Regions from separate parts of the Homo sapiens genome. Here region 1 is linked to region 2. A link is an interaction called in ENCODE POLR2A ChIA-PET data of the cell type or tissue named here. Cell type or tissue: GM12878. All regions are shown on one strand. Each heading gives the region's core, and the rest is flanking DNA. Links, peaks and the distances in the headings are about the cores only.

Evidence for each region. ChIA-PET counts read pairs that join two places held together with the same protein. Peaks named below come from ENCODE experiments on the same cell type or tissue, not always from the same donor. Only the 100,000 strongest peaks of a DNase experiment are listed, where the experiment ranks them.
Region 1: POLR2A ChIA-PET joins it to region 2 with 15 read pairs; 5 of 35 experiments call an interaction of 5 or more read pairs at or near these places.

What each region holds. Positions count from the first base shown.
Region 1 is chr2:62,058,361-62,066,360 of GRCh38, forward strand. All of the region lies in intron 2 of COMMD1 (copper metabolism domain containing 1), which reads left to right. Among named protein-coding and RNA genes, the nearest start is that of B3GNT2, 130 kb to the right of the region's middle. RefSeq lists an enhancer at 7,648-7,867. In GM12878, for the core only: no CTCF peak of the experiment used is centred there; DNase peaks (open chromatin) are centred at 3,701, 6,973 and 7,981; H3K4me3 peaks cover 1,760 bases; H3K27ac peaks cover 2,807 bases.
Region 2 is chr2:62,136,103-62,148,663 of GRCh38, forward strand. It overlaps the pseudogene RPSAP26. Among named protein-coding and RNA genes, the nearest start is that of B3GNT2, 54 kb to the right of the region's middle. RefSeq lists an enhancer at 5,964-6,053. In GM12878, for the core only: no CTCF peak of the experiment used is centred there; DNase peaks (open chromatin) are centred at 4,889, 5,286, 6,139 and 9,819; H3K4me3 peaks cover 302 bases; H3K27ac peaks cover 7,058 bases.

The DNA.
Region 1 (8,000 bases), core at 1-8,000, 80 kb before region 2:
TCCCTTTAATTCTCTCAAATTTTCTTCGTTTTGTTTTGTTTTGAGACAAGGGTCTCACTGTGTTGCCTAGGCTAGTCTCAAACTCCTGCACTCACACAGTCCTCTCACTTCAGCCTTCAAATTTTCTTCTTAAGACCAGGCATGGTGGCTTATACCTGTAATTGCAGCACTGGGAGGCTGAGGTGGGAGGATTGCTTGAGCCCAGGAGTTTGAGACCAGCCTGGGCAACATAGCCAGGCATGATGGTGCACTCGTGTGGTCCCAGCTACTTGAGAGGCTGAGGTAAGAGGATTGCTTGGGCCTGGAAGGTCAAGGCTGCAGTGAGCCATTATCGTGCTACTACACTCAGCCTAGGTGAGAGAGCAAAACCCTGTCTCAAAAAAAAAAGGTGGGAGGTATTAAATAACAACACATTTTCTTTCTTTCTGTTTTTTTTTGAGATGGAGTTTTGCTCTTTTTGTCCAGGCTGGAGTGCAATGGCGCAATCTCAGTTCACCTCAACCTCTGCCTCCCGGATTCAAGCGATTCTCCTGCCTCAGCCTCCCGAGTAGCTGGGATTACAGGCATGTGCTGCCATGCCCAGCTAATTTTGTATTTTTAGTAGAGACGGGGTTTCTCCATGTTAGTCAGGCCGGTCTCGAACTCCTGACCTCGTGATCCACCCACCTTATCCTCCCAAAGTGTTGGGATTGCAGGCGTGAGCCACCGCACCTGGCCACAAATTTTCTTCTTAAGGTTGAAGCTTTATATCAGACATATATACATTTCTGATTATGTTTTTCTGATAAGTTATCTGTTTTATTATTTTTTTTTGGAGACAAGGTCTTGCTTTGTCACCTAACAGGAGTGCAGTAGTGTGATCACAGCTCACTGCAGCCTCTACCTCCTGGGCTAAGTGATCCTCCCACCTCAGCCTCCCTAGTAGCTGGGACCACAAGTGCAAGCCATGGCACCTGGCTAATTTAAAAAAAAATTTTTTTGTTTTTTGTCTCACTATGTTGCCCAGGCTGGTCTCCAACTTCTGGACTCAAGCGATCCTCCCACCTTGGCCTCCCAAGGTGCTGGGTTTACAGTCATGAGCCACTATGCCTGTCCTGTTGTATCATTATGAAATGTCAGTCTTTATTTCTGGTAATACTCTATCTTGGAGTCTATAACTGAAAATAATATAGCCTCTCCCCATTTTTTCCCCCTTAAACATTACGCCATAAGAAGCTTTTCAAAAGGAGCTAAGTTGCCTGGCTGGAGTGCAGTGGCTATTCACAGGTGTGATTATAACCCACTACAGCCTTGAACTCCTGGGCTCAAGAGAGCTTCCTGCCTCAGCCACCCCAGTAGCTAGGACTATAGACACAAGCTAGCCTTTTTATACTTACTGTTTTCATCAAATGTCTTTTTCCAACTAGTTTCCAACCTGTCTTTGTATTTGAAGTGCATCTATTGTAGATAGTTCAGTGTTGCTTTTAAAGTGCTTACTCCATTTGTGTTTAGTATGTTGACATGGTTGGATTTAGATCTACTATTTTGCTTTCTGTTTTTATTCCTGTTTATCCTTTTTTACTTCTTACAGCTTAATGAATTTTGGGGGGGGAATTCCATTTTAATTTCTCTCTTGGGTTTTTAGCTACATCTTTCTTTAGGATTGCACTAGAGATTACAATATACATTCTTAACGTCTCACCCTTTTGCCTGGGGCGGTGGCTCATGCCTGTAATCCCAGCACTTTGGGAGGCTGAGGTGGGTGGATTGCCTGAGCTCAGGAGTTCCAGACCGGCTTAGGCAACATGGTGAAACCCTGTCTCTATGAAAAATACAGAAACATTAGCTGGTTGTGGTGGCACACACCTGTAGTCCCAGCTACTTGGGAGGCTGAGGTGGGAGGATCCCTTGAGCCTGGGAGGTTGAGGCTGCAGTGAGCTGAGATCATACCACTGCATTCTAGCCTGGGTGACAGAGTGAGATGCTGTCTCCAAAAATAAATAAATAAATAAAACAATACCATTTCATTTAAATTTCAGGAATTATACAACCACAGAATTCTGTTTATGACTCTTCTTTTATGCAGTAGTTGTCATGGTTTTTTCTTAATGTGGTAACCCGTATTTCAATATTATAACTTTTGCTTTAAGTAGTCCTATGTATTTCCAGTAGATGAGGAGATAATAAAACTTAGTCTTATATATTTAACCATATATTTGTCCGTTCCACTGATCTTCATTTCTTTCTGAAGATCTGTTCTGCCATCTAGTTTTGTTTCCTATTAGTTTGAAGAATTTCCTTTAGCATTTCTTGTTGTGCAGGTATGTTGGGCAGGGAGTTGGCTTAGTTTTCACTTATCTGAAAATCTTGTTATTTCATCTTTATTCTTGATGGATATTTTTGATGAATATGGAGTTTCAGCCAAACAACAGTTTTGTTGTTTGTCTTCAGCAAAAGACAGTTTTTGCTCTTCCCCTTTTTCTTATGAGAATCCAATTATGCAGATGTTAATTTTTTTAATACTGCATCCCATATGTTTCTCAGGCTCTGTTTTTTTCCCCCAATCTTTTTTTCTCTCTTTTCAAACTGGATAATTTCTTTCCATTTATCTTTTAGTTCACTGATCCTTCCGTCATCTCCAATCTGCTGTTTTGACCTTTTAGGGAATTTTTTCTTTTTTACCTCAGATATATTTTTTAGTTTTAGAATATCAATTTGGTTAGTTTATAGTTTATTTCTCTTTTGAGATTTCCTATCTGTGTGTTAATTTTCAAATATCCTTTTTATTTACATCCTTAATCATAGTTATCACTGTAGCTTTCTCTTCTAATTCCGACACCTAGGTAATTTCAAGTTTGGTCTCCAACTGTTTCTTTTGAGTGTGTCATATTTTCCTGTTTATTCATATAGCTAATAATTTTGTTTTGTATACTGGACATTGGGAATGCTGCATTGTAGATATATGGATTCTGTTATGATTCTCTGAGAAATGTTGATTTTTTTGTGTTCGGAGGCAGTTAACTTGACTGAGTCTAACACCAGCCCCTCTCTTGCCTTCAGTGGGTACCTGCTGAAACTTCTGTTCACATATTTTAGCTTTATCTGGGCTTCTTAGAATCTGTCCTGTACATTCAGAGTTTACTTGTCAGCCAGAAATCTCAGTAGAGTTTATATGCAGAGTGTGGGTTTATGTGTGGCTGTCTTTCTTTCTTTTCTTTTTTTTTTTTTTTTTTTGAGACGGAATCTAGCTCTGTTGCCCAGGCTGGAGTGCAGTGGCACGATCTCAGCTCACTGCAAGCTCTGCCTCCCAGGTTCAAGCGATTCTCCTGCCTCAGCCTCCTGAGTAGCCGGGACTACAGGCGCCCACCACCATGCCCGGCTAATTTTTTGTATTTTCAGTAGACACAGGGTTTCACTGTGTTAGCCAGGATAGGATGGTCTCGATCTCCTGACCTCGTGATCCACCTGCTTTGGCCTCCCAAATGTTGTGTCTTTTTAAAGTATCTACAGTAACCTTGTATCAACTTAGTTTGTCAGTCTATTAATACTAAATTTAGCTCCTTCAAAGCAGTTGGAACTATGTGCTACATAAATTTCAGTTTCACCCAAGGGAAGAAGTGAAATTAGTGAATAGACAGTTACAGCAAAAAAAAAAAAAAAACAGAAACAAAAAAACCATAAAAATTAAATAGCTGGCTCTAGTGAAATGAGCAAGGACTGTGGAGTCAAACTGACCTGGATTTGAATCCTGATCCTACTGTTTGTAGCTGTATGATCTGGACAAATGACATTAACTCTTTCTAACCTTGATTTTCTCATCTGTAAGACGCCAATTGTAACTCCTAAGGATACTGAGGTGGTTGTTTTTGTTTTTCGGTTTTTTTTTGTTTTTTTGTTTTTTTTTGAGATGGAGTTTCGCTCTTGTTGCCCAGGCTGGAGTGCAGTGGCATGATCTCAGCTCACTGCAACCTGCCACTCCCAGGTTCAAGCGATTCTCCTGCCTCAGCCTCCCGAGTAGCTGGGATTACAGGTGCACGCCACCATGCCTGGCTAATTTTTTGTATTTTTAATAGAGACGGGGTTTCACCATGTTGGCCAGGCTGGTCGCCAACTCCTTTCCTCAGGTGATCCACTCAGCTCGGCCTCCCAAAGTGCTGGGATTACAGGTGTGAGCCACCATGCCCGGCCTAGATACTGAGGATTTTTTAAAATGCATATACAGTTCCTGACCAGTGGTTTTTGCCTAATAAATAACTTATTACAAATTGTTACCCAGTAAAAACCCTGAGACGAGTGAAAAAATAAAGCTAATTAATCCATTACTTGCTAGTAAGAAAATAAAAAAAAAATCTCTGTTCATTTATGTCTTAAGATTTATCAGTATCTCCATATAGCTTTGCATAGTATTACTATTATAGGAGGTGCTTTTTATAAAATGTCAGATGTTAGGCCAGACACAGTGGCTCACACCTGTAATCTTACCACTTTCGGAGGCCAAGGCAGGAGGACTGCTTGAGCCCAGGAGTTCGTGACCAGCCTGGGCAACGTAGGGACACCCTGTCTCTACCAAAAAAAAAACTTTAAATATTAGTAGGCTGGCCAGGCATGGTGGCTCATGCCTGTAATCCTAGCACTTTGGGAGGCCGAGGCGGGTGGATAATGAGGTCAGGAGATCGAGACCAGCCTGGCTAACATGGTGAAACCCCATCTCTACTAAAAATACAAAAATTAGCTGGGTGTGGTGGCAGGTGCCTGTAATCCCAGCTACTCAGGAGGCTGAAGCAGGAGAATCGCTTGAACCCAGGAGGCGGAGATTGCAGTGAGCCGAGATCGCACCACTGCACTCCAGCCTGGTGACACAGCAGGACTCCGTCTCAAAAATAAAAATAAAATAAAATAAAAGAAAATATTAGCAGGTTGTGGTGGTGCACGCCTGTAGTCTCAGCTACTAGGGAGCCTGAGGTGGGAGGATCACTTGAGTCCAGGAAGTTGAGGCATGTGCCACCACGCCCGGCTAATTTTTTGTATTTTTAGTAGAGACAGGGTTTCACCCTGTTAGCCAGGATGGTCTTAATCTCCTGACCTCATGATCCGCCCGCCTCAGCCTCCCAAAGTGCTGGGATTACAGGCGTGAGCCACCGCACCTGGCTTAATATTTCTTAAATGAGTGAATGAGTGAACAAGACAGATTTTCTTATAGTGTAATCAAAATACAAATTCCAGAGCATGGGACTGTATTTCTTAGAGTAGCGTTGCTACATTAACTACTGTAATTACTTTTCGGTAAAAAATTACTTTTGGGTACTTTTGACCTGCATGTTTCTATAATGTTCTATGCAGAAATTAAACTCTTTTGTATAAACAAAAACAGTGTGGGCCTTTTTAGCATTTTTCTTTGAGATTGGAGACTTCAATATAGTGATTATATTTTCATTTCAAGAAATTCTATTTCGCTTTTTTTTCATATCTGGTCATTTAAAGTAATATATTCTTCCAGACTGGACAACATAGTGACACTGTCTCTACAAAATATATATATATATATATATATATATATATTAGCCAGGCATGGTGGCATATGTCTGTAATCCTAGCTACTCAGGAGGCTGAGGTAGGACAATCATTTGAACCTGGGAGGTTGAGGCTGAAGTGAGTGGTGATCACACCACTGTATGCCAGCTTGAGTGACAGAGTGAGACCCTGTCTCAAAAAATAGAACAAAATAATTTTTATTCTGTATCTGATTATTCCATTTTGTAAAGTTCTTACAGGTCTAAATGCTGTTATTTGTTTCTGCTGATTATCACACATAGTAGATTTTTTATTCTTATTTTTTAACTTTTTATTTATTTTGAGACAGAGTTTCACTCTGTCGCCAGGCTGTAGTGCAGTGGCGTGATCTCAGCTCACTGCAACCTCCACCTCCTGGGTTCAAGTGATTCTCCTGCTTCAGCTTCCCAAGTAGCAGGGATTACAGGTATGTGCCACAACGCCTGGCTAATTTTTGTATTTTTAGTAGAGATGGGTTTGCACCATTTTGGCCAGGCTGGTCTCGAATGCCTGACCTCGAGGGATCCACCCACCTTGGCCTCCCAAAGTGCTGGGATTATAGGCATGTGCCACCATGCCGGGTCCATAGTAGCTTTTTTATTCCTGTGTTTTATAATTTTTGATTGAGAGCTCATGTGATCTCTTTGTTATCTTCTAAGTAGATTTTTGACTTGTTCATTCTTTTGCTGAGGAGAAAGCTCTCTGAAGGTTACAGTTTCATACAGAAGTCTCAATTCCCTCTCTGGCTTGTATAGCCCTCAGGTATTGTCTTCTGTCTTGTGTAATCAGTAAAATCCATTGATTTTCAACTCCCTCTTTGTTCTTGGCCCTCTTGCTTTTTTTGTGAGTTTAGCCATTTATTTCAAAAGAGGTATTTATTTATCTAACCTTTCTAAATTTTTAAAAGTTTTTTAAAAAGAATATTTGTGTACCATGTTCTTAGAAACCATTTAGCCTTTTTGTATCAATATTTGGCATCATAAAAATCTATGCTGTGCCAGGTGCAGTAGCTCATGCCTGTAATTCCAGCATTTTTGGAGGCCGAGGCAGATAGATTGCTTGAATCCAGGAGTTCCAGACCAGCCTGGGCAACATGGCGAAACCCCATCTCTACTAAAAAATACAAAAATTAGCTGGGCATGGCGGCAAGCACCTGTAATCCCAGCTACTTGTGGGATTACAGGTGCTGAGGCAGGAGAATGGCTTGAGCCCAGGAGGTTGAGGCTGTGGTGAGCCAAGATTGTGCCACTGCACTCCAGCCTGGGTGTCAGAGCAAGACCCTGTCTCTCAAAAATATGTATATGATATATTTTCCTGGGTAAGTAGGCGATGAAGCTTGAAATTCTATCAATAGCCTGCAGAGATTCAGAACATATGAACAAAACTAATTATAACTCCAGGTCACCATGACTCAGTAAAGTACAATAGTGACATTTTATATGTACTTACTTTTTTTTTTTTTTTTTTTTTTTTTTAGATAGGGTCTTGCTCTGTTACCCAGGCTAAAGTGCAGTGGTGTGACCTCCTGGGCTCAAGCAAGTCTCCCATCTCAGCCTCCTGAGTGGCTGGAACAACAGCCATGCACCACCACACCTGACTACTTTTTTTATGTGTGTGTAGAGACACAGTCTCATATGTTGCCCAGCATTGTCTCTCCTGGGCTCAAGCCATCCCCCTGCCTCAGCCTCCCAAACTGATGGGATTACAGGCATGAGCCACCACACCTGGCCCTTATATATACTTACTTTAAAGGTAACTGGAAATTTAATTGTTGCTTTCATTTCAAATGCTTTACCAGAAATAGTACCATTTAGATCATGAAGGTATGATGTTTATTATAATCGTTCATTTGTTTTTAGTAAAAGTCTTCAGGGTGAAACTTTTGATAGATTATACCTCAAAGCAAAAATTAATGTAGATGTTTCTGTGTAATTTAGGAGGAACCATTTAATTGGAAACCTCTGTGATGATTTGAATTGTTATGCAGTTTAATTGTTAAATTAGAATCTTGAAAGCTATGAAAGAAAAATAAGAGAAAAAGAGAGAAATAAGAGTGGGAAATAGCTAGTCACAATGGAAGGAGTGTGAGACAGACTCAGGTGTAGAAATTGGGTCTTTCCACTTAGCACCCTAGAGGTATATTAGAATTTCCCACTCAATCTGGCTGATTTTACGCAGTGAAACTGGCATTACTGGGGTTTAATTTGAATTGACTAAGGGTACTTGTCCTTATTTCTTCTGAAAGATAAAATTGGAGAGAGGACAACTGGATTCTTGAATTATTTGTCATTTCTAATCTTACCGTTATTTCCTAAAATGACCCACAGATACTCCCTACCCCACTTTTTTTTTCCCCCACTACTGTGCTCTAGCCCTTAAAATGATCTTTGTTTAGCATTCAGATACCTATACTTAGGTTGAGGGAGGAGAAGAGGGCAAAGTGATAATGAAAATGCCTAAACTCCCAGGGA
Region 2 (12,561 bases), core at 2,642-10,641:
TTAGTCTTACATTTGTTCCAGTGCAGAGGTTCTCACCCTTCAGTGTGCATAAATGTTATAAGGGGTACTTGTAAAAGCATTCACTTTTTTGTTGTTATTATTAAATTCGGAGTGTTGCTCTGTTGCCCAGGCTGGAGTGCAGTGGTGCAGTCATGGCTCACTGCAGCCTCAAGCTCCTGGACTCAAGCGAGCCTCCCACCTCAGCCTCTCAAGTAGCTGGGACTACAGGTGCATGCCACCACACTCAGGTAATTTTTGTATTTTTTGTAGAGATGGGGTTTCACCATGTTGCCCAGGCTGGTCTGGAAATCCTGGGCTCAAGTGATCCTCCCACCCTGGCTTCCCAAAGCCCAAAGTGCTGGGATTACAGGCGTGAGAAAAGCATTTACATTTAAAAAAAAAAAAAAAAAAAAAAAGTAGGCTTCCAGGGCTCTATCCCCAGAGACTTGGATTCAATAGGATTAGGGTGAGAGAGATCAGCAATGGAAATCCTTGATATAGTGGTTTGTCCTGGGTGGGGTTTTAAGAATTTATACATGATAAATCATGTAGGAATTATTTTTAAAGTAGAAAAAAAAGCTTTTATCATGCAAATATAGGGCTGACCAAAGTGCTATGTACTTAGCTGAGGCATAGGAGCACCTACCTAACCTAGAAAAGATGTACCTGACCCTAGTTAAAACCTGAGCTCTTTCTGAAACTGATTTGGGCATTTGGATTAGTTCTGCTTAAATCTGGGGCATCTGGTTTGATCTGAACTACTGAGAGACTCAGGCTTTTCTGGAACCTAGAACTAAATTGGCCTCACAACAAAGGGACTCCCTTCACTTGCCTCAAGTCAGGATCATGGGAAGGGGCAGATGTCTGCTGAGACTGATGTGAGGTCTTTTACCTCAGAAAATTTTACCTGAGTCATTAAAATAAAACCCCTTTCAAAAAATTTCTTTAAGAAAAACTAGTGTAATAAAAAGTAGGTCCTATTAGAGAACTTACCAAACACCAAGAACATTCTAACGGCGGAGGCTGTCAACTAGCATATTGAGGCTATGGTCCTTGTTGAACAGGTTTTGTCATCTGATACTGATAATATTTAGAAATCTAAGATGCCTTTGGAGTATAATATGTTCAAAAAATGTGGTTATCTTGGTCTGTGATTACAGCATATGTCCATGCTAAGGAGTTTGTTTCAGGACAGGAATAAGTCCTCTTCTGTTAAGCAGTTTCTCCTAAATCAGTTTGGAGACATTTCAGGAGCTTTTCTAACACCCAAGCTGAAATTATTGGCTTCTTCTCTGATTAAAACCATCCCAGCAGTTAGCAAACAATAACCAGAAGGTTTTCAATGTAGCCCCTGTGCACCCTTCAGAAAACATCTTGAAACAGTACTGTAAATAGATTCAAGAAAGGAATGTGGTTTGGAAAAAAAAAAAACTATTTTAAACTTGCCTTCTGTTCCCAGGGCTGCTGTCATGTAATCTAGGAGAATTTTGATAAGGTCTCCTGCTGTAAAATGGAGCAATAGAATATCTCATCAGATAATCGGATTCCAGATGTCCTTGGAAGGAATAACTAGAGCTATCACCTTAGTATTGACTCATATATCCCATGGAAGTCTGTGGAAGTGTGAAGGAACAGCACATGGGCCACAAGGAGAGGAAATCATTGTCATAGTCTGAAACTCTGTTTAGGTCATCCCATGAAAGTAATAGCTACAAGAGTGGCCATGGGCTTTTAAAATTGTATTCCCAAACCCTAGGTCATTGGAAGAACTACAGTTAATGTATACTGAGTTTTCAAGAATTAAAAAGAAAACCAAAAACTGGTTGTTGCAGGTGGTCCCCACATTTAACACTAAGCACTTCTGAATGCAAGTTGTTTCTAACAGGGTATATTTTATATTTACTGATGATTTTTAATTTTTTATTATCAAAGGTATATATGTTTATTATAGTCTATTATGAAAATACAGAAACATACTAAGAACAGTTAATGACCCATCAATCTAATGTACAGAAAGAAGGCTAGAACTAGGAAAAGAGTTGACTTTCCTTGAATAAATTCCCAGAAGTGGAGTACACAGTTTTATTTATTTATTTAGAGACAGAGTTTCACTCTGTCACCCATGCTGGAATGCAGTGGCGCAATCTCAGCTCACTGCAACCTCCGCCTCCCGGGTTCAAGTGATTCTCCTGTCTCAGCCTCCTGAGTAGCTGGGACTACAGGCACCTGCCACCACGTCCGGCTAATTTTTTTTTGTATTTTTAGTAGAGACAGGGTTTCACTATGTTGGCCAGGCTGGTCTCGAACTCCTGACCTCCAGTGATTGACCCGCCTCAGCCTCCCAAAGTGCTGGGATTACAGGCGTGAGCCACTGCACCCGGCCTAGTACACAGTTTTTAACTTTGATAAACATTGCCAAATTCCTCTCCAGGAAGGCTGTATTAATTTGTATTCCCTCTGAGAAAGTATAAGACTAAATTACCCCCTCTCTTGCCTAATTGGCTATCATCATTTTTTGTATTTTCTGGGAGTAAGTTCTTAGAAAGTTTTGTAAGGGACACTTACATTAAACCAGGACATCTCCCTGGTAACAATAAAAGCATGGAGAAAGGACCAGGGAAGGAGAAAACAGGTATAAAGTTCCCAGAGACCCCACTAGGTTTTCTACCTGTGCGATCCTAGATTAAAACCACTTGTTTTGATTTCAGGAAATTAGGGACAAAATAAAAATCTCAGCCTGAACTGGACCTTGTAGAAATTATCCCTGCTTGAGCAATAAGCACTCTAAATTCAGTCTGTTTAGAAAGATTCCTGCCCGTTAGCCAGGTGTGGTAGCACAGGCCTCAAGTCCAAGCTGCTCAGGAGGCTGAGGAAGGAGGATGCCTTGAGCCCAGGAGTTTGGGGCTTCAGGCAACAACAGCAAGAGCCCATCTCTAAAAAAGAAAGAAAAGGAGAGAGAGAGAGAGAGAGAGAGAGATGAGAGAGAGAGAAAGATGAGAGAAGAAAAGAAAAAAACAGTCCAGCCAAGCTAAAAGTTAGCTTTCAGAATAAAGTCAGAAAATAACTCCAGATTTTGGTAGCGTTGTGTTGATACGAAGCAAAAGATTTGGCCTTATTCTTAGGTCAGGCTTTCCTTGGAAGCTCTAGTTCTTCTCAGCTGTAACAGCAAAAGCCTAAATTCCATTATAGACTCTTTATTTCCTTTATATAACCTCTCTTCCCCCAGTCTTATTTTAATAATGATTCAAAAAGAGTTCCAGCATTAAAAAAAAGTAGTTTAACTCTTCACCCCCAAATGCAAGAAGGTGGTGAAAAGCAGAGGATGATGTTGAGTATCTTAAATAGCTGACATCATGTCAAACTATTAATTGTTGAAGTTATTTTTTTACACCTGAGTGAACATTTAGAAAATAATATAAATAGAAATTAAAGGGAAATAAATGCTAAACCGATGTTAGAAAATACTGTTTTCTGAAGTGTACAGTAAGTATCTTTTTGTATGTTTTTTTTTCTTTTTAATTTATTTATTGAAATGGAGTCTCACTCTGTCACCCAGGCTGGAGTGCAGTGGCGCGATCTTGGCTCACTGCAACCTCCGCCCTTTGAGTTCAAGCGATTCTCCTGCCTCAGCCTCCTGAGTACCTGGGATCACAGGCACCTGCCACCGCACCCAGCTAATTTTTTTTTTACTTTTAGTAGAGACGGAGTTTCACCATCTTGGCCAGGCTAGTCTTGAACTCCTGACCTCATGATCCATCCGCCTCGGCCTCCCAAAGTGCTGGGATTACAGGTGTGAGCCACCATGCCCAGCCTTTTATTTATTTATTTATTTTTGAGAAGGAGTCTCACTCTGTCGCCCAGGGTGGAGTGCAGTGGTGCAATCTCTGCTCACTGCAACCTCTGCCTCCCAGGTTCAAGCGATTCTCCTGTGTCAGCCTCCCGAGTAGCTGGGATTACAGGCATGCGCCACCGCACCCAGCTAATTTTTATATTTTTAGTAGAGACGTGGTTTCACCATGTTGGCCAGGCTGGTCTCAAACTCCTGACCTTCGGTGATCCACCCACCTCGGCCTCCCAAAGTGCTGGGATGACAGGCATGAGCCGCTGCACCCAGCCTCAAAGTGTATAGTAAATATCTAAACAAATGAAAGGGACAAGATATAGAAGGAATCTTAGGATCAGCTGAGAGATAATTGAATACTTTCCTAAAAGAACACAATACTGGAAGGGATGGGGCTTTGTGGGACAATTGCTATTTTGAATTCTTAGGTGTCCAACTTTACAACCAAGGTTTACAAATATTTTAAATGGTGATTTAGTCAGCAGAAGGGAAGACTCAAATAGAACATAATTAGCTTAAGCTTACCTCTAGTTGTAGAGTATACAGGTTTTGACCTCAAAATTTGAAAAATCGCAATTTTTATCTAAGTGCAATCAAGTTTTCCTTATTTGGGGATGGCCATAATTGTCTCTCATGGCAACTCAACTGTATGCAACATTGAACCATCCTTTGTTGCAAAGGAACCTGCCTGGGCCTGCTTCCTGTTAGATAAATGGTCCCAACTGGCATAACTTACAAGTTTGGTACATAAACTATCTGATTACAATACTAACGCTATACGTGAGCAGGTAGTAAAATATGGGCATTTACATCATTTATTCACCAAGAACTGTAATTAGGCATTTTCTTTCTCTTTTATTATATTTTAAAATTTAATATAGAGACAGGGTCTCACGCTGTCCCCCAAGCTAGAGTGCAATGGTGCAACCATTATTCACTGCAGCCTGAACTCCTGGGCTCAAGTGATCTTCCCACCTCAGCACCACCACGCCTGTCTTGTTTCTGTTTTACATGCTCTTGGCTAGTTTCTGTTTCCCACTGGTGTTAGGGTTTTAACTTCTGTTGATTCACAGGATGCAGGTGGGGGAGAGATGGCAAGGGGGAAAATATGAATTTGATTACTCAAGTGGAACAAGGTGAAACCATTAGTTTAAAATAATTTTAGGCTGAAAAATTAAAATCATTAAATTATTTCCTTCATGCTGTTATTACACTGTTTTTGTATTAAAGAAGTAAGCATAAATATGAGGATTGTATATTATTTCTATTCTGGCTATTTTTAGAATCATGGCTAAGAATTGGCATGGATCTCAGAATGACTGATTTGGAGGCTTTAGCATCTGGTCAAAAATGAGGAAACATCTGGACAGACAGGGCAGAAGATTTGTACAAGGCCGTGGTCAGGAAGGAATTTCAGGTCTACTGTCTTCCATCTCTACATTCTACCTTTTAGACCCTTCAAAAGAATAAGTGCTTATTTCAAAAATCTGTGTCCTTGCTCATGTGTTTAAATAATGACAGTTCCTGTAGTGAGGATTTTTGTATGCAGATGTGACCTAAGACTAGGTCCAACGTCACTTACATCCTGCATCCATGTTAGACCTGTCTCTGTGCTTCAGGTTGCTGTCACTCTTTGTAGAGCCTGATGCTGTTTGTGATGACCTTGGCCTCACTTTCCACTCAGTGCCACCCTTCTCTGGGTGCAGTGTGCAAAATGAGTAAGTTGGCTGCCACATGGGGCTTCCAGGCTGTCCACAGTACCCAGATAGCCAGCACATTATTCTCATCCTAGCTGGACAACCATTGACCCAAGCTTGGGTCTCGGGTTCTTGGTGACAAGTTGTTATAAATGGAGAACCGATACCGGGGCACGGTGGCTCACGCCTATAATCCAAGCACTTTGGGAGGCTGAGGCGGGCGGATTGCTTGAACTCAGGAGTTCAAGGCCAGCCTGGGCAACATAGGGAGACCCTGTCTCTACTACTAATAAAAAAATTAGCCAGGCATGGTGGTGCATGCCTGTGATCCCAACTACTCAGGAGGCTGAACTTGGAGGTCGAGTCTGCAGTGAGGCTGTGTTTGTGCCACTGCACTCCATCCTAGGTGACAGAGCAAGACCCCCTCTCAGAAATTAAATAAATAAATAAAAATTTTTGAAATGGAGAACTGAGAAAAGGAACACTAATGCAGTTGTGTTCCCATGGAAGATAGTCAAACAAAGCTAAACATAGCTGGAGTAAGAGAACCAGTGGCTGCTAACAGACGTGGAACTGTGCAACTGAACTAACCCCAAGGCTTACTCCCTCCCTGGGGAGTTGAGGCCAGAAACATTTTCTGTAGCATCTGTGGCAGAGCTGTGGGGCCTTTCTGGCTCAACTGGGAAGGAAGGTGACGGCTGTTGTTCTTCAAGGAATCGCTTTCCTGCCTCCTGAAGGGAATCACCAGGGCCTAGATTCTGGAAAGGGAAGGGAAAGTGGAGAACACAAAAAGGAAACGTTTTCTTGTTCTCCCATGAGATTCATGTGCATGTCCCCAAGCAGATTGCCAGAGGAAATGAAGGTTCTTTAAAAATAATAAATAAATAAATTCTGGCCCAGCACAGTGGCTCACACTTGTAACCCAGCACTTTGGGAGGCTGAAGCAGGAGGACCACTTGAGCCCCGGAGTTAGAAACCAGCCTGGGCAACATAGCAAGACCCTGTCTCTACAAAAATGTTGAACAATTAGCTGGGTGTGGTGCACACAGCTGTAGTTCCAGCTACTCAGGAGGCTGAGATGGGAGGATTACTTGAGCCCAGGAGTTCAAGACCATCCTGGGCATGATGGTGAGACCTCATCTCAATTTAAAGAAAAAAAAAATCCCTCCCATGCCTGTAATTCCAGCACTTTGGGAGGCTGAAGTGGGTGAATTGTTTGAGCTCAGGAGTTCAAGACCAGTCTGGACAACATGGCAAAATCCTGTCTCTACAAAAAATTAGCGAGGCGTGATGGTGCACGCCTGTAGTCCCAGCTACTTGGGGAGCTGAGGTGGGAAGATCAATCGAGCCCAGGAGGTCAAGGCTGCAGTGAGCCGAGATCATGCCACTGCACTCCAGCCTGGGTGACCTTGTCTCAAAAAAAAAAACCCACCAAAATCCCTCCCTTAAAACAGAGTTCAGTGACGGTTGTCACTCTGTGCAAAAATGAACTTGCCCAGTGGGTTTATATTTACTATCAACCAATATCAGCCTATGAATAGCAGAAAAAGGCAAGTAAGGCCATGTAACATTTCATTTTTTCCTGGAGCCCCAGGCTGACCCTGGTTTGGCTGGCCAGGGTGGGACTAAAGGTGAGGCTCCAAATCATCTGGGTACAGGCGGACCACATAGACCAAGAAAGTGCCTTTCAAACTGCCACATTTGTAATCCTAGCTACTCAGGAGGCTGAGGCAGGAGGATCCTTGAGCCCAGGAGTTCAAGACCATCCTGGGCAACATATTGAGACCCCATCTTGAATGAATGAATGGTGCCTTTCCCCAGACTTCCTTTGAATTGAAAGAAAACAAGTCACTTCATAAGTTACTTTATGAACCATTAAAACTGGATACAGCCATTTGCTGGGTGGCGTACCACCGCTTCAAATATCACTTATAGGGAATTTAGGGAAAAATCTTTTCCCCTAATATCAGGAAGTTTAAAAATAAGTAACCAGATAATCTGGGGCCAGGAGCATGTAGTGGGAGAGTTATCAGGCCCACCCAGTTCCCTGAGACAGGTGGAAAAAACTGACCCTTCTCTTCATCAGTTCTTATAGATGTAATTTCAACAAATGGGAAAGGATAATGCAAAACCCTTCCTTGTCCCTGTACACATGGGGAAGAGTTGAACAAAATGCTAGGGGAATTTGGCTCTGAAGGTCCCTGAATAGCTTGAGAGCTCTCACTGGGGACCCATCCCTGGGAGAATCAACTTGCATCACCTTTGGGCAACCACCCCTGGAACCATAACAGAAGGGGCAAGACCAAGCAAGTCCCTATTGCCTTGAGTGAGTCCTGGAAGAAAGTGGTTACTGGGGTAACCACAGCCTGTGCCATTCTTTACAGCCCAAATGCCATCCCTAGTTTTGCACCTAGAAGTTTAGCCATTAATTGTGTTCATAGATTTAGGGGTCCATGTGCATGTTTGATACTTTAGGTATATTGTGTGATGCTGACATTTGGCATATGAATGATTCTGTCACCCGGGTAGTGAACATAGTACCCAGTAGTTAGTCTTTCAACCCCAGTAGTCCCTAGTAGCTATTATTGCCGTCTTTATGTCTATAAGAATCCACAGTTTAGCTCCCACTTGTAACATGTGGTATTTGGTTTTCTGTTCTTGCATTAATTTGCTTAGGATAATGGCCTCCAGCTGCATCCATGTCGCTGCAAAGGATACGATTTTATTCTCTTTTATGGCTGTGTGATTTTTTCCCCCCCAGCTATTCTGGGAGCTACTCTCTTTAGGGTACCTTCGCATATGTAGTACGTTTTTCTCCTGTTAATCTGTGTATTGTCAGTTGATTCACAGGCCACCGACCAATTGGACCTAAATTGGTAGAGAAGTTTTTTCTCCCAACAGTTTATATAAATTTAGTTTATTAATTTTAACTGCTGCATAGTGTTCCATTTAGAATAGGCTGGAGGTTTTTGTTTTTGAGTTTCCTATTATAAACCAAAAACAAAATTCTAATCTCCCCAACCAACTGAATGTACCCCCTCAGCCAAGGGGATCCCAAAAAAAACCTGAAAAAGTTCAGGCCATGACAGGAAGAGGGGTGGTTAGAAGTTCAGGCCATGACAGGAAGAGAGGGGGAAGGTCTCATTATATACCCTTCTCTTTTTGGAGTTTAGACCCAACTGACCAGCATTAACATTAAAACAGAGATTTTAAGACCGACAAAACAGACTCTTTGTAGCAATAAGATCAAATTCCAACCTGACTCTGATGTAACATCTCATGACAGACAGCAGGCCCGGAAGGAGATCAGAATATTTTACCCCAAAATATATTTCTTCGACATACTTTGAATGGCCCTGCAAAGCTGTCCCTTGTGGGGGAAATTTGCATTTTTTTAGAGAATCTCCTTCCTCTACTAGGTTTTTCCACAGAGTTTGACACCTTTTAGGTCAGATAAGAGACTGTCACATCTATTATCTCTGAAGCTTGTTCTTTGGAGGTTTCACCTACATGACAAAAACCTTGGCTTCCAAAACATTCCCCCCTTACCATAACTCAAGCTGACTTCAACTCTTCACTCAGAGCTTAACTCTTTGAACCAACTGCCAGTCAGGAAATCTCTCAATCCACCTGTGACCTAGAAACAGCCCCCAACTCCCACTTTGAGATGTCCCCCTATTCCAGGCCAAAACCAATGTATACCTTCCATGTATTGATTTATGTCTTTGCCCATAACTTCTGTCTCCCTAAAACCAAGCCGCAATCCCACCATCTTGGGCACATGTTCTCAGGACCTCCTGAGGCTGCAGCATGGGCCACGGTCCTTAACCTTGGCAAAGTAAACGTCTTAATCAATTGAGACCTGTCTCAGATGCTTTTTGGTTTACACTATCAATGAGTGGGTTTTTAGGTTGTCTTCAATTTTCCATTGCAAATAATGCTGCTGTGAACATCCTTGAACATGCATCCCTGTTTACATGTACAAATATATCTTAGAAAACAGGAATACTGTATCATGGGTTATGTGCTTTTTCTTTCTTTCTTTCTTTTTTTTATTGTAGACACTGTCAAATAGACTTTAGAGTACTAATAAATGTTTAACAACCAGTCTTCCAAAAAGAGGAAGTGGGGCTGATTTGTAGCATTTGCCAATTTCCATGGTGTGAATTCTTCCACCATGGCCGATTTCAAACTACTAATGAGACATGAATGCACAATCAGCTCTGTTAGCTGGTATGAAGTGGCTCCAGCATAGTTCTCAGAATCTCTCAAACTCAGAATGCATATAAATATTGGCAAATAGCCCTCTAAAGTAGCCCAACCAATGTATACTTTCACAAGCAGTGTATGAGAATATCTACAGTCATGCTCCGCGTAACGATGTTTCAGTCAATGACAGATGACATGTGTGACAATGGTCCCATAAGATTATAATGGAGCTGAAAAATTCCCATCACTAGTGTCATAGCACATTATTTATGTGTTTGTGGTGATGCTGGTATAAATAAACTACTGCACTGCCAGTCATATAAAAATATAACACAATTATGTGCAATACATAATACTTGATAATAAGTGTGTTACTGGTTTATGTACTTACTATACTGTGCTTTTTATCTTTTAAGTATACTCTCTACTTATTAAAAAAAAAAAAAAGTCCTTTCCACGCTACCTGCAGAGGGGTCCATACGGCGTTGTTCTGGATTCCCATCGTAACTTAAAGGGAAACTTTCACAATGTCCGGAGCCCTTGATGTCCTGCAAATGAAGGAGGAGGATGTCCTTAAGTTCCTTGCAGCAGGAACTCACTTAGGTGGCACCAATCTTGACTTCCAGATGGAACAGTACATCTATAAAAGGAAAAGTGATGGCATCTATATCATAAATCTGAAGAGGACCTGGGAGAAGCTTCTGCTGGCAGCTCGTGCTATTGTTGCCATTGAAAACCCTGCTGATGTCAGTGTTATATCCTCCAGGAATACTGGCCAGAGGGCCGTGCTAAAGTTTGCTGCTGCCACTGGAGCCACTCCAATTGCTGGCCGCTTCACTCCTGGAACCTTCGCTAACCAGATCCAGGCAGCCTTCCGGGAGCCACGGCTTCTTGTGGTTACTGACCCCAGGGCTGACCACCAGCCTCTCATGGAGGCATCTTATGTTAACCTACCTACCATTGCGCTGTGTAACACAGATTCTCCTCTGCACTATGTGGACATTGCCATCCCATGCAACAACAAGGGAGCTCACTCAGTGGGTTTGATGTGGTGGATGCTGGCTCGGGAAGTTCTGCGCATGCGTGGCACCATTTCCTGTGAACACCCATGGGAGGTCATGCCTGATCTGTACTTCTACAGAGATCCTGAAGAGATTGAAAGAGAAGAGCAGGCTGCTGCTGAAAAGGCAGTGACCAAGGAGGAATTTCAGGGTGAATGGACTGCTCCAGCTCCTGAGTTCACTGTTACTCAGCCTGAGGTTGCAGACTGGTCTGAAGGTGTACAGGTGCCCTCTGTGCCTATTCCCTACTGAAGACGGGAGCGCTCAGCCTGCCACGGAAGACTGGTCTGCAGCTCCCACTGCTCAGGCCACTGAATGGGTAGGAGCAACCACTGACTGGTCTTAAGCTGTTCTTGCATAGGCTCTTAAGCAACATGGAAAAATGGTTGATGGAAAATAAACATCAGTTTCTAAAAAAAAAAAAAGTTAACTGTAAAACAACCTCAGGCAGGTCCTTCAGGAGGGATTCCAGAAGAAGGCAGTGTTATCATAGGAGATGACAGCTCTATGCGCGTATTGCCCCTGGAGACCGTCCAGTGGGACAAGATGTAGAGGTGGAAGACAGTGATATTGATGATCCCGACCCTGTGTACACCTAGGCTAATGTGTATTTGTGTCCTGGTTTTTGACAAGAAAAAATTAAAAAGTAAATAAATTTTTAAAAATTTTAATAGGAAAAAAGCTTACAGAATGAGACTATAAAGAAAATATTTTTATACAGCTGTACAGTGTGTTTGTGTTTTCAGATAAGTGTTATTAAAAGAGAGCCAAAAAGTTAATTACAGTGAACTAAGGTTAAATTTATTGAAGAAAAATTTTTTAATTTAGTGTAGCATAAGTGTATAGTGTAAAGTCTACAGTAGGGTACAGTAATGTCCTAGGCCTTCACATTCACTGACATCTCACACACTGACTCACCTAGAGAAACTTCCAGTCTTGCAAGCTCCATTCAGATAAATACCCTAGACAGGTATACCATTTTTTATCTTTTACACCGTATTTTTACTGTATCTTTTCTGTGTTTAGACAGACAAATACCATTGTGTTACAGTTGTCTACAGTATTCAGTACAGCAACATGCTGTACAGGTTTGTAGCCCATAAACTCTACCATGTAAGTAGGCTGTACTGTCTAGGTTTGTGTAAGTACTCTGTGATGTTCACACAATGATGAAATTGCCTAATGATGCACTGCTCAGGATGTATCCCCGTCATTAAGCAACGATGACTGTATTTCCCATTATCCTTGTCAGTGCTTGGTAATACCATAATTTTTGCCAGTATGATGAGTCAAAACTCATTTTTGCATTTTTCCCAATCATTGGTGAGATTGAGCGTTTTTGTTTTTCTTTTATGTCTTTGCTACTTTTATTTCCCTTTCCATGAAATGGTCTTTTGCCTTTTGCCTGGTTTTCTTTTCTTTCTTTCTTTTGAGACAGGGTCTCGCTCTATCGCCCAGGCTGGAGGGCAGTGGCATGCGATGACAGCTCACTGCAGCCTCAACCTCAGGTGATTCTCCTATCCCAAGCCTCGCAAGTAGCTGGGGCTACAGGTGTGCGCCACCATGCCCAGCTAATTTTTTGTTACTTTTATAGAGACGGGGTTTCACTCTGTTGCCCAGGCTGGAGTACAGTGGCGCCATCCCGTCTCACTGCAACCTCCACCTCCCAGGTTCAAGCGATTCTTCTGCCTCAGCCTCCCTAGTAGCTGGAATTACAGGCATGTACCACCACACCCGGCTAATTTTTTGTATT